Regions from separate parts of the Homo sapiens genome. Here region 2 is linked to region 1. A link is a contact called in ENCODE Hi-C data. All regions are on one chromosome and are shown on one strand. Each heading gives the region's core, a stretch centred on a gene start or an enhancer-like site at or near the end of the contact. The rest is flanking DNA. Distances are from core to core; before and after follow the strand shown.

Region 1 (5,839 bases), core at 1,022-3,521:
TAATTACAATTGATAGGATACATATCTTTCACTATAGCTTATTACATGTAATATAGTGTCAATAAATATTCTTATAAATGAAAGCTTGTGAAATCTTGATTCCCCTATTACTTACTTCCCCTGATGTCACCCCAGTGATTACTGTTGCAGCAATGACGGCAACAGTATTTAGTATTTAGATGTCATATAGTTTTTTTGTTTTGTTTTGTTTTTTGAGACGGAGTCTTGTTCTGTCACCCAGGCTGGAGTGCAGTGGCACAATCTTGGCTCACTGCAGCCTCTGCCTCCCGTGTTCAAACAATTCTCCTGCCTCAGCCTCCCTAGTAGCTGGGATTACAGACACATGCCACTATGCCCGGCTAATTTTTGTATTTTTAGTAGAGACAGGGTTTCACCATGTTGGCCAGACTGTTCTCAAACTCCTGACCTCAAGTGATCCGCCCGTCTCAGTCTCCCAGAGTGCTGGGATTACACGCGTGAGCCACCGCATCCGGACTCCCAAGTAAGATTTCATTAGAACACCTTGCCATGAGTGTGCCTAATAAACCCAATGCAACTATTGCTGGATTTTTTTTTTTTTTTGAGACGGAGTCTCGCTCTGTCGCCCAGGCCGGACTGCGGACTGCAGACTGCAGTGGCGCAATCTTGGCTCACTGCAAGCTCCGCTTCCCGGGTTCACGCCATTCTCCTGCCTCAGCCTCCCGAGTAGCTGGGACTACAGGCGCCCGCCACCGCGCCCGGCTAATTTTCTGTATTTTTAGTAGAGACGGGGTTTCACCGTGTTAGCCAGGATGGTCTCGATCTCCTGACCTCATGATCCACCCGCCTCGGCCTCCCAAAGTGCTGGGATTACAGGCGTGAGCCACCGCGCCTGGCCTATTGCTGGATTTTTAACATACAACTCCTTCAAATTATTTATTCAAATATTATTTTGGAATATTAAAAATATATTTTTAGAATAGTAATTCAAATGTTTAGTTTTTGTTTTTTTTTTTTCTATTTTGTTAACACGTTCTTGATGTGCTGAAAACTGAACATTCAGTGGTTCACTCGTTCAGTAAACAGTTTTTGGGCACCTGAACTTGGTTGTGCTAGGCACTGGGTAATCAAAGTTTAAGCCCCAAGTTCTTCCAATAGCAAATAGTACAGCTGCATGCCACTAGCTTCTTACACACAGGTGGGTGACATACATGCCAAATGAAAATAATTTTACCCTTTCCCTCTATAATTTCAAGTACACTTTTAATTTTTGATATTATAGCCCTATTTGCTTAAACACTCTTCCATCTCTTCTCCTCTCCTTGTCTCCTTTTTTTCTTTTCTTTTTTTTTTTTTTTTTTGAGACAAAGTCTCACTCTGTTGCCCAGGCTGGAGTGCAGTGTCACGATCTTGGCTCACTGCATCCTCCTCCTCTCAGGTTCAAGCAATTCTCCCACCTCAGCCTCCTGAGTAGCTGGGACTACAGGCGTGCGCTACCACACCAGGCTAATTTATGTATTTTTAGTAGAGATGGGGTTTCACCATGCTGGCCAGGCTGGTCTTGAACTCTTGACCTCAAGTGATCCGCCTGCTTCGACTAGGATTACAGGTGTGAGCCACTACACCCGGCCCCCTCGTTTTTTTAAATAAAATTATAACATTAGGTGGGAAAAAACACTTTAAAAGTAGTTCTGTCAACTATTTTGGGGGCTGTGGGCCAGTCATTTAATCCATCTGAACCTGTTTCCTCTGCTGTGAAAGGGTGATACCCTCCTTGCCCTGTCCATCTCAGTTGTTATGGGGATTATGGAAGAAGCTATATGTAACATTAACATCAGAAATTTAAATATCCAGTTAAAGTGTAAATGGATATTATAAAACAATCTTTAAAAGAAACAAAGACACTATATATATATATATGGCTTATGCATCACTAGCACTTTGGGTTTCCGAAACCCCAACATGAAGTTTCACGAAAGTTGCATTCCATGGGAGTTTGCTTCCATGATGGATTTTTTACTTTGTACTTAGCTCCTGAAAAAGAAACTTCCTGGGTTTTCTTTTTTCCTCCTACGGTTTTGCAGCGGCTTGGCTGCTTCCTGTCAAGAGCCACTCTGCCAAGGCCCCGTCTCTAGAGTCTCTCCCCCTCCCCTTTCTCTTTCTTTCCAACACTTGCTACATTGAGAGGCTGATCCTGTGCAGAAGCCCTCCCTGCCTCGGCAGCGCGGCGCAGTGAGCATGCTCGGCCTCCTGCGGGAAGAGGAAGCGGCGGCATAGGAGTCATGCCAAGCATAGCCCTCATGTCAGCGCTGCCGGCTTGCAGCGGGCTGTGAGAGGGGCCGGCGCCGCTTTGTCCTAGGAAACGGGCTGCGCGTTTCTCTTTTTCACTCTTTTCCATTTCCAGGAAGGACTTGTAAGGACTTCTGAAACGCTGTTTTCATACTCGATCGGGGATACAGTACATACACCGTCTACCAGTAAGCCCTTGAAGGGTTTCGTGTGAGCTCGATTTTTTTGTGCCTGATTTTTTTTTTTTTAACTTTTGCATACTTTGTTTTGATAGTCTGAGGCTGGGCCTCTGCCTTTGTGAAGTTGAAGAGCCAGGAGCTACTCAGCAACAATTGATTTTTGAAACTTAACTCTTTTGGGGCAAAAGCAAAGAGCTGGTTTTCTTTGCTAGCCCAATAAATGCTATTTATGAAGATGGACCTGTTGAACTATCAGTACTTGGACAAGATGAACAACAATATCGGCATTCTGTGCTACGAAGGTAGATGTCCCGTTGTAGAATTACTGCCCGTTGCTCGTCCCGGCCACTCCTCCTCAGTGTGCTGGGTGCCTGCCTTCTAAGCGCCCGCTGTCCTCCTCCGGGGTGTAGGGCACTTGAAAGGCCGGCGTTTCTTAGGTTCGGTTCGGCACCGAGTGTGTTCGGATCTCAGGCTGCGGGGGGCGGTGGAGGGGGCTGGACGGGGAGGCAGTGAAGTAGAAACCCTTCAAAGTTTGCTCGTTGCTTGCAACGTACTCGCGCCTCACATTTTTAACTCTTTAAAATGTATGTATTTTTGATTTCCGTTAATATTGTCTTTAGGGGAAGGACTTGTAGGACGCCGGTAAAAGTTGAGCCTCTTTGGGGGAGGGGCTGGTAAGGATTGCACCGTCTACTGTACCCTGCTGTGGGCCACGGCGCCCTGCAGCTCACGGAGGGGGAGCCAAAGTTACAGCGAGTTTTTGTGCTCGCGAGTGAGCGTCCCAAACAGCGGAGAATGTCCCTCTCCCGCGTGGGGCCGGAAGGGCACCGTGTCAGCGAGCACAGGCGGGCTCTTTGTCTCGCTGGCGCTTCCTGTGCAGCCCGGGGAGCGCTGACACTGGGGGGTGTTCCTCGCGCTCCGCTCCCTGTGGGAGCGATTACACAACACCCCGACCCCCAGCCTGCCCTGAAAAAGAGAGAGCCGCGCCGAACTGTTATTTATTACCTCCTACTGCCCGCGAGGTGCTTCCCCCACTGTCTTGTATTTCCAACTGTCTCTGGTAGCAGTCAGAGAAAAATCTATTTCTTAAGCCCTCGGACATCCTCTACGTGCGATTTGAAAAAGTGGCAATGGCCCTGGGTCTGCCGCCGAGGGCATCTCCGGGGGAGTTCGGCCTGGCAGGAAGAGTGTTTTCTGTTGTAACCACACACACATCCGGGACTCTTCTCTTTCTCATTCAGCAGGAGCAGTTTCCATTTTTTCTCCAATAATACACGGGACATTTCTCTTGAAAAAGAAAACAGTTACAAAAACTTGGGAGGGTGATTCACTTGTATTTTTTTAATCTAAAAACTTCAGGCCTGTTTCCTAATCAGTTGAAAACTCACCCTTTCAAGAGTATTTTTCCCCTTCAAGGAAAAAAAACAACAACAACCCTCATTCACGTTGTTTTTTAAAACTCTATGGATGAGGATCTCATATTTAACGTTTTTTAAAAAGAGTATTTGTTTTTCTTTACTCCTACTAGTTCCTGCTATGAGAATTTTCGTGAATTTCTTTCTTTGCATCTGATGTGTTAAGTAACATCTTGCTTCTGAACTCACTTAAAAAAGGCAGCCGACTTTAGAAAGCCGTAAGCAGCCATTGCTGGGCTTGTTTCCCGTGACATTCACACATTGTAGTCAGGGTTTTGTTTTTCTTGTTTTTTTTTTTTTTAACCATCCCCGCTTCCCCCAACAAGAAAGAAAAACTTCTGAGGCAATTTCTGTTGTATTGTCTTTGCCAACAAGTAATACGATATTTTAAAAACAAAACATAATGGCCTAAGAGAGAAATATAAGATTGTTAGGAAATTGATACCAGATTAGTTTTTCCTGTCTCCGATTGGTGAGGACCAACTTACGGACAGCGAGCCCAGGTCGAGTTGTTGTGTAGCATGCAACACCCAGGAAACTAGAGTGCTCTGCTCTGCTCTTCTCTCTCGGTATTTGGGAGGAAGAAACTTTGATTTTGAAGATTGAGTAGCTATATGGGATAATGGGCTGAAGTCTGTTTGGTTTAAACATCTGCTCCTATTTTCCTTATTATGAGAGTTAACATTATTTTAACACCAGAATAAATACAGAGGAAATGAAGGAAAGCACAGCAAAATTTGAGTGGTGTTTATAGTGAATTGTTGATGTCCTAGTGGTTTTCTCAGTGTAAACACTGCACACATCTGGTCTGAACTCCAGAGGGTGTTTTGAAGATGGGCATAAATCACACACGGGATTTTTTTGTAGGAAAAGTTGGAAAGGTTATGGTTCTTTAAAATCCAACACTTGGACTTGGAGAATATTCGTTTTAAACATATCAGCTCCCCAGCATTCCAGGGAAGTTGTTTGGAAAATGGAATGTACTGTTGGTAGGCAACATTTGATTTCATTTAGGGCACAGTCAAGTTTCATGCCCCTTAAGAATAAGGGACAAATTAATTTTATGACATTTTAGTTTTAAAAATTAAGATGCGGATGGTTAATTATTCTTACCAGCTAAATTATACCATATTCCTTAGTTGTATGAGACATAGCTCTACTCTAAAATAAACCATGTGTCTGGTCTTTTTTTTTTTTTTTTTTTTGGTGATGAAGTCTCGCTCTTGTCCCCCAGGCTGGAGTGCAATGGCGCGATCTTGGCTCACTGCAACCTCTGCCTCCCGGGTTCAAGCCATTCTCCTGCCACAGCCTCCTGAGTAGCTGGGATTACAGGTGCCTGCCACCATGCCCGGCCCATTTTTGTATTTTTAATAGAGATGGGTTTCACCATGTTGGGCAGGCTGGTTTCAAACTCCTGACCTCAGGTGATCCACCCACCTCAGCCTCCCAAAGTGCTGGGATTACAGGCATGAGCCACCGCACTCAGCCTGTACTGTCTTTCTTAAACCTCTCTTGTGACTTAATACGCAAATCGATCTTTTTAGCCGTTTACCTTGTAGCATACAAGGTCTTCCTTCCTGACTGACTCCATATTGCTTAGATGTGGACTCCCTCCTTGGTAACTGCTTCCTGGCTCCTGCCCTCCACCATAGTTGTCTGCAAGAATAACTGAAAAGAATAAAGGGAAAAAGTTAACCACAATTAGCAGGTTTGGGGTGGGAGAAGGAGACGTTAGGGAGAGGGCCGGAAGAATCGAAGTCTGGCTGACTTCTGGAAGCTAACTAATTCCCTTCACTAATGATGAGCGGATTAGTAGAACTGGGCTTGTGCTATGTGTTCAGAACCTCATGGCTTATTACTACCGTACTCAGCAATTAACCACTGCGTCCATCACCCCACTGAATGCTCAGATGATACCCACTTGAAGCCCAGTTTTGCCTCTGTCTCCATGCAAAGGTCATAGGCCAACCCCAGCCC
Region 2 (5,839 bases), core at 1,653-4,152, 3.3 Mb before region 1:
ACCTTGGTAAAGCAATTAAAAGGTGATTTTCAATAATTTCATTAAATGAATCAATTTATCTTTAGAAAGATAAATATCCCGAATTAATGGCTACAGAGACTTTCAACTCCCAATTCCCTGTGAACCCACTGGAGGCTTGTTCCTTCTCTCCAATCCCCTGTGATGGTGAGACAAAAATCAGAATATTTGATTTCAAGAAAATCATGGTAGCTTAGTGCTTCGTTTCTTCAGCTAAAGTAAATAACATAAGTTATGTTTGGGCTATTTATTTCTTCACATATGAACTTATTAACTTTCATGCACTTAAACTTGTAATTCAATCATAAAAAAATGAGTGGGAAAAACTATTGAAATGGGTCATTTTATCCATATTTATGTCTCCAGAAAGTGGCATATCTGTCAGAAATCACTTGCTAAATTCAACCAAATACCGTAACAGGCTTATTATTGCTGGCAGTGCTATCTGAATTGCCAAAGAGGCTCACACAAAAGGTATCCATCAATGTACAGCAACTTAGTTATCAGTGACATCATAAATTATCAACAATTCATTCAACAAATAGTGCCAGGCACTCTTCTAAGTGCTGGATAAGTAATGGTAAACAAAATGTATTCCTGCTCTCACAGCTTACAGTGTGGTAAGGACAGACATTAATCAAATAATCACATAATAGAGTGTGTAATTATAAAGTGAGATAAAGATTATAAAGAAAAGAATAAAAAGAATCTGATTTAGACTGGCAATGGGAATTAGGACTTCCCTGAAGAAGTGATGCTTGAGCCAATATCTGAGGTAGGGTGGGGGTGGGGGGTAAGCTTACACTGTAAGCTACACTGGTCAAGGAAGTTGAAGGTAGGCCAGTGTGTCTAGAGCACAGGAAGCTAGGGGTACCACAGATAAGAAAATAATGAAAAGCCTTGGAAAGGTTTTTAAACATGGAACAGGAAGCCTCTGCCATTACGTGGGTTCTAGTGGCGCCTGAACAACATACTGCCTGTAAGAGAGTTCTGTAAATCATAAAGCACCCTATACTTTGGTTAGTACTATTTAGTTCCATTATTTTGTTTTCCAAACTTTTGTCCTGGATGCCATGTAACTAGCTGCAAGCACAGAGCCAAAACTAGAATCTCGGTGTTCGAATCTATTGTTTTTGCCCCTACACCACACTGCATAAAAATTTCATTATTTATATCACTTAATTAGTCCAATGTCTATACCAGTAGTTCATAATGACAACAATAACTCTATTTACACAGTATTTGCTACATGTCAGGCACTTTTCTAAGCTCTATTATTTACATTAACTCATCTAATCTTCAGTTCAGGAAGGAAGGCTCTATTATTGTCCAGATGAGGACAGTGAGGCTAGGAAAGGTAGCTTACACAAAATCACACTGCTAGTAAAAGTTGGGGAGTTGCTAACCACAACACTAAAACATTTTATGTCTGTGTATGTATGTGTATAAATATCTCTATCTCGAGAGAGAGAAAGAGAGAACTCACACACAGAGAATTATATTCAACTCCAGCCTGGGCGACAGAGTGAGACCTTGGTCTCAAAAAATAAATAAATAAATAAATAAATCATATTCACATGTTTGAGGACCAGTGTCTTACTTTTTTGTATTCCCAGCCTAGCACATAGTGCCTGGAGTATTCGTAGCACTCAGGAAATACTTGATGAACTGAAAATGTATATAAGAGGCTGACGAAGGATTTGAATCTGGAAGTAAAGTGAGTTTCTGAGGCCCTCCTCCCAAGTCATGTATTCATCAGTAATTCATATGAAGGCTGTATTTTCCTCGACTTTCTTATTACATTGAAGATTTGTTCCTCACTACCGTTGCTATATTTCACAGCCTTTGGCTTGGAAACAAAGTGGGATAATGGACAATTACTAGTTCCAACCAACTCTCCAGCCACAAGCAGCCAGTTCTCGATCACATCAAATGCTCTTCCTCCAGGGCCGTTACACGGGATGTCCTGTCTGGAATGCCATTCCTCCCTTGGGTTCCTCTGTTCAAACATCACTTACTCAGAGAGGCCACCCTGACCATTCCATCTAAATTAACGCCTCAGGTCTTCTTCAGCAGGTCATTTGGCTTCTTTTCTTTCACAGAACTTATGACTCTCTGGAATTATTTGTCTATTCACCCCCCAGCCCCCAACTCTAGTGAGGGCAGGGGTCTTGTACAGCTGGTTCTCCAGATGTGTCCCCAGTGCCTAAAAAACTAAGTCAACATGTATTCAGCGAACGAATGAGAAGAGAATCACTCCCGAATTGTGCTCTCTCAAACCCCAAATACCCTTAACGCTTGCCTCTCCTGGTGGCTGTAATCCCATTTTTAACAATAACACCATTTTCAAGTGACTCTGAAGCTCGCAAAGTAGCGTTGCCTCCATTTTCTGAGTAGAGCCCCACAAACAATGCTCAGAAGGGAGGTCCGGCCTGGCAAGAATGCGCATGCCCCCCATTTACAGTCGATAAAATTGAGCCTCATTAGGGGATTCGCCAAGGCCGCTGCGAAATAACGAGCAGGAGCCCTGAAAAGTGTCCTGGTTCCGAAAACCTCTTCCCACGAGAGCGCATCGTGGACTCGAAATGCTTCATCACCTTTATTACTATTGTTCCTCAGTACTCATTCGAGACGCGTTCCAGGCGGAGGGAAGCAGCCCACCTGCTGACCCAAGACCAGGCGCCGGCCTCTCCACCCGGCCGCGCCCCTCGCGCCCCGCCCCCGGCCCCGCCCCCGCCGACCCGGCCCCACTCTTCGCCCCGGCCTCTACTCCCGCCCCGCCAGGGCTCCCGCGCCCCATAAGGACCACCCTCTTCCGCCTCAGCCAATCAGCAAAGCTTAGGGGGGCGGTGCCACAGGCCCCGGCCCTCCTATCTGGGCGCCAATTAGCCAGCCCATCCGTCGCTCACGAGGTCGCGCCTCGCACCCGCCTTCCTCCTTTTCTTTTACCCTCCCCTTCAGAAAAAACGGCGGTTGGGCTGCGACGGCCGCCAAAGGCGGACTAGAAGCGGAGGGGTGAAAATCCCGGCAGAGAAGGAAGAAGGGACTGCAGGCGGGAGGAGGAGGAGGATAAGGAGGAAGGGAGCCCGCCCAGCCGGAGCCATCTCCGTCGAGAACAAAATGGCGGCGCTGGCGGAGGGCCAACTATAAGGCGGGGCCGCGGCCATTCCCCCTCCACCCCCACCCTTGCGCCGGCCGGGCCGGTCAGGGGGAACCCGCTCGCTTCGCCCGGCCGCGGGCGGGGAGGGGAGGGGAGCGGCCCGGCCCACTATGCAAAGCGCCGGGCGCCGCCGCCGCCACCCCGTGGCAAAGGTAAAAGGGTCGGGTTCAGCCGCCGCCGCGGCGCCTCCATGTCCGCGCGCCAGGCCCGCCCCCTCCGCCGCCGGCCCGAGCCCGCCCGACCCTCTTTCAATTTTACCTCAGGATTTGGCGCCAAAGCGGCCTCGAAGCGGGTCCCGTGTCTGCGGCGGGCGGCCCCCGGCGCGGAGGGCAGGGCGCGGGGAGCCCGGGCTCCCGGTGTCGGCGGATGGCGGGAGCCCGGGGGCCGCGGGCTCGCGGGGCAGCGGGCGAGAGACGAGACGCCGAGGTGGGAGCGGGGTGGCGGGGACGGGCCCGGGGGCGCCGCCGGGGTCGCGGAGAAGGGGGGGTTTGTTATTGTTTTTGTCAGTGAAAGGTCAGAGTTCGTGACCCCGGTGCCGCCGCCGCCGCCGCCCGCGCGCTGGTAGGAGGAGGGCGAATGTTCTTCTTCCTCTTCCCAGCGCCAGCCTCGCCGCCGCGGCGGGGGGCGGGCGAGAACGCGATTGGCTGAGGCGCGCGCGCGCACCGGAACGCCGCAGCCGGCGCTCGGTCCATCCGGCCCGTGGGCTGTGGGGCCCCGGGCGGCGGCGGCTACGTAGCTGCCGCCGGCCTTGGCCGCGGCCGGGCGGGCGGATATGTGGCTTAAATGGCGCAGGCGTCGGGGCCTAGAGGCTGAAGGGCTGGTCGTCCTAAAAACTCGTGGACGTCGCGCACGGTTACCCGGACGCAGGCCCGCCCCTCTGGGGAACCGCGAGCTCCTCGCAGCTGGGTGGGGACCGTCCTCGCAGTGGCGGCCTCCACCCTGCCTTCTCGCTTAGCCAAGGCTTCTGGAAGGCTCGCAAAGTGTCTGTTGTTGGAAGAAGCCGGGCCCTGACTGGCGCGACGGATTCTCCCAGCCGCTCAGCAGAGCGTCTGTAGGTCGGAAGTGGGGGTTGTATTGGGTGGGTATTGAGCTCTTCGGCCCTTCCTCGGTACTGATAGTTTTTAATTTAGGTTTTAAAGGTCTAAAGATGCGCCCGTTCTGGCCATCTCAGGTGAAATGTTGAAACGCCCCAGAACCTATAATTTTTGGTTTCTTAGTAAACATACGATCCAGATCTTGTGTAATTCCATGCCCCTCCTCCTCGAAATTTGGAAGTAGTACATGGTAATAGGGATGTGTAAAGCAGCTTTTAGCAGCATTGCTTAAATTTATTTGAAGAAATTGGCCTGTCTTGCTCTTAAACTCTTGGGCTGTAGGTTTTCCTTACATATTTCTCTGTTTTATGTCGTGGTTTTGACTTGCCTGGGAAGGTGCAGGCGCTTATTTATCCTAAATGCCCTGAAGTGTTTAGGCTACAGGCTGTAGATCTTATACTGATTTTTTTTCTTCAGTTTTCTTGCTTATTAAGAATAAATATTGACTCCAGAATGGATGGGTTAACTTTTTTTCCCACACAGTATCCATTTGGGTTTTTATCAGGATGACTCCAACATTTAGTATTTTTTTTTCCATAATCTTATAATATTTCTATTTGGTAAAAAATGTTTTAAACACAGCTATTTCCCCTTCCTCCTTTTTCTGACGTTGCAAAATTGGGAAAAGAGCTAGGTTCGTTTTGTCATGGTAAAGCACAGCTCTTGAAATTGGAAGAGGCCTTAAGGGAATGTGGTCAAATTTTTTTCTTGCAGAAAGATTTTCCGATTTTAGGGGTGAAGTGGGTGAGAACTAGAAAGGTCAAGTGATGTACCTGAGAGGCAAAAGCAATTGCGTTTTTGCATTTTTGAAATTTGCTGTTTGATATTGGAATACATTCTTAAATAAATGTGGATCATTTTAATGCACATTTCTCACTTTATTTTTTTGCTAATGACTTATTGCTGTTTATTTTAGAATATGCTTTTTGTCTAATGATGTTAGATAAAAAGCAAATTTGGAGCAGTTTTCTTATTCGAGTTCAAAATGGTTCATAAAGCAGCGAAGACAACTCAAAACATCAGTAACACATTTGGCCCAGGAACTGCTAACAAACATACAGTGCAGTGGTGGCTTAAGAAGTTTTGCAAGGAAGAGAGCCTTGAAGATGAGGAACGTGATATGGGCCATGGGAAGTTGACAACGACCAATTGAGAGCAATCATTGAACTACATGAAAAATTACAGAAGAACTCAGCGTTGACTATTCTACGGTCATTAGGGTCGTTCAGCATTCGAAGCAAATTGGAAAGGTGAAAAAGCTTGATAAGTGGGTGCCTCATGAGCTGAGCGGAAATCAAAACTATCGTTTTGAAGTGTAGTCTTCTTTTATGCTACGCAACAACAAACCATTTCTCAATCGGATTGTGACATGTAATGAAAAGTGAATTTTATACAACAACCAGCTCAGTGGTTGGACCAAGAGGCAGCTCCAAAGCAGTTCCCAAAGCCAAACTTGCACCAAAAAAAAGGTCATGGTCACTGTTCGGTGGTCTGCTGCCCATCTGATCCACTACAGTTTTCTGAATCCTGGTGAAACCATTACATCTGAGAAGTATGCTCAGCAAAT

Evidence for each region. A loop is a pair of places that touch in the nucleus more often than their neighbours do. Pooled maps may share reads with other maps.
Region 2: a loop to region 1 is called in a map of CD4-positive, alpha-beta T cell, with 20 times the contacts of the local background. The contact joins the promoter of FGD5-AS1 here to the promoter of VGLL4 in region 1. A Hi-C loop is called at or near these places in 1 of 168 maps with a recorded cell type or tissue (CD4-positive, alpha-beta T cell), 1 of 37 single-sample maps with no recorded cell type and 2 of 50 pooled maps.

What each region holds. Positions count from the first base shown.
Region 1 is chr3:11,640,347-11,646,185 of GRCh38, reverse strand. It overlaps VGLL4 (vestigial like family member 4), which reads left to right and starts at 2,271. Exons shown (of 5, transcript NM_001128219.3): 1 at 2,271-2,749. The coding sequence starts at 2,668. RefSeq lists enhancers at 2,048-2,127, 3,318-3,687.
Region 2 is chr3:14,945,504-14,951,342 of GRCh38, reverse strand. It overlaps FGD5-AS1 (FGD5 antisense RNA 1), which reads left to right and starts at 2,902. Exons shown (of 2, transcript NR_046251.1): 1 at 2,902-3,330; 2 at 5,189-5,839. NR2C2 (nuclear receptor subfamily 2 group C member 2) reads right to left here and starts at 3,760. Exons shown (of 14, transcript NM_001291694.2): 1 at 3,437-3,760. RefSeq lists enhancers at 1,856-2,543, 2,898-3,097, 2,544-3,231, 3,920-4,609 and silencers at 2,698-2,757, 3,148-3,567, 3,588-3,657, 3,708-4,137.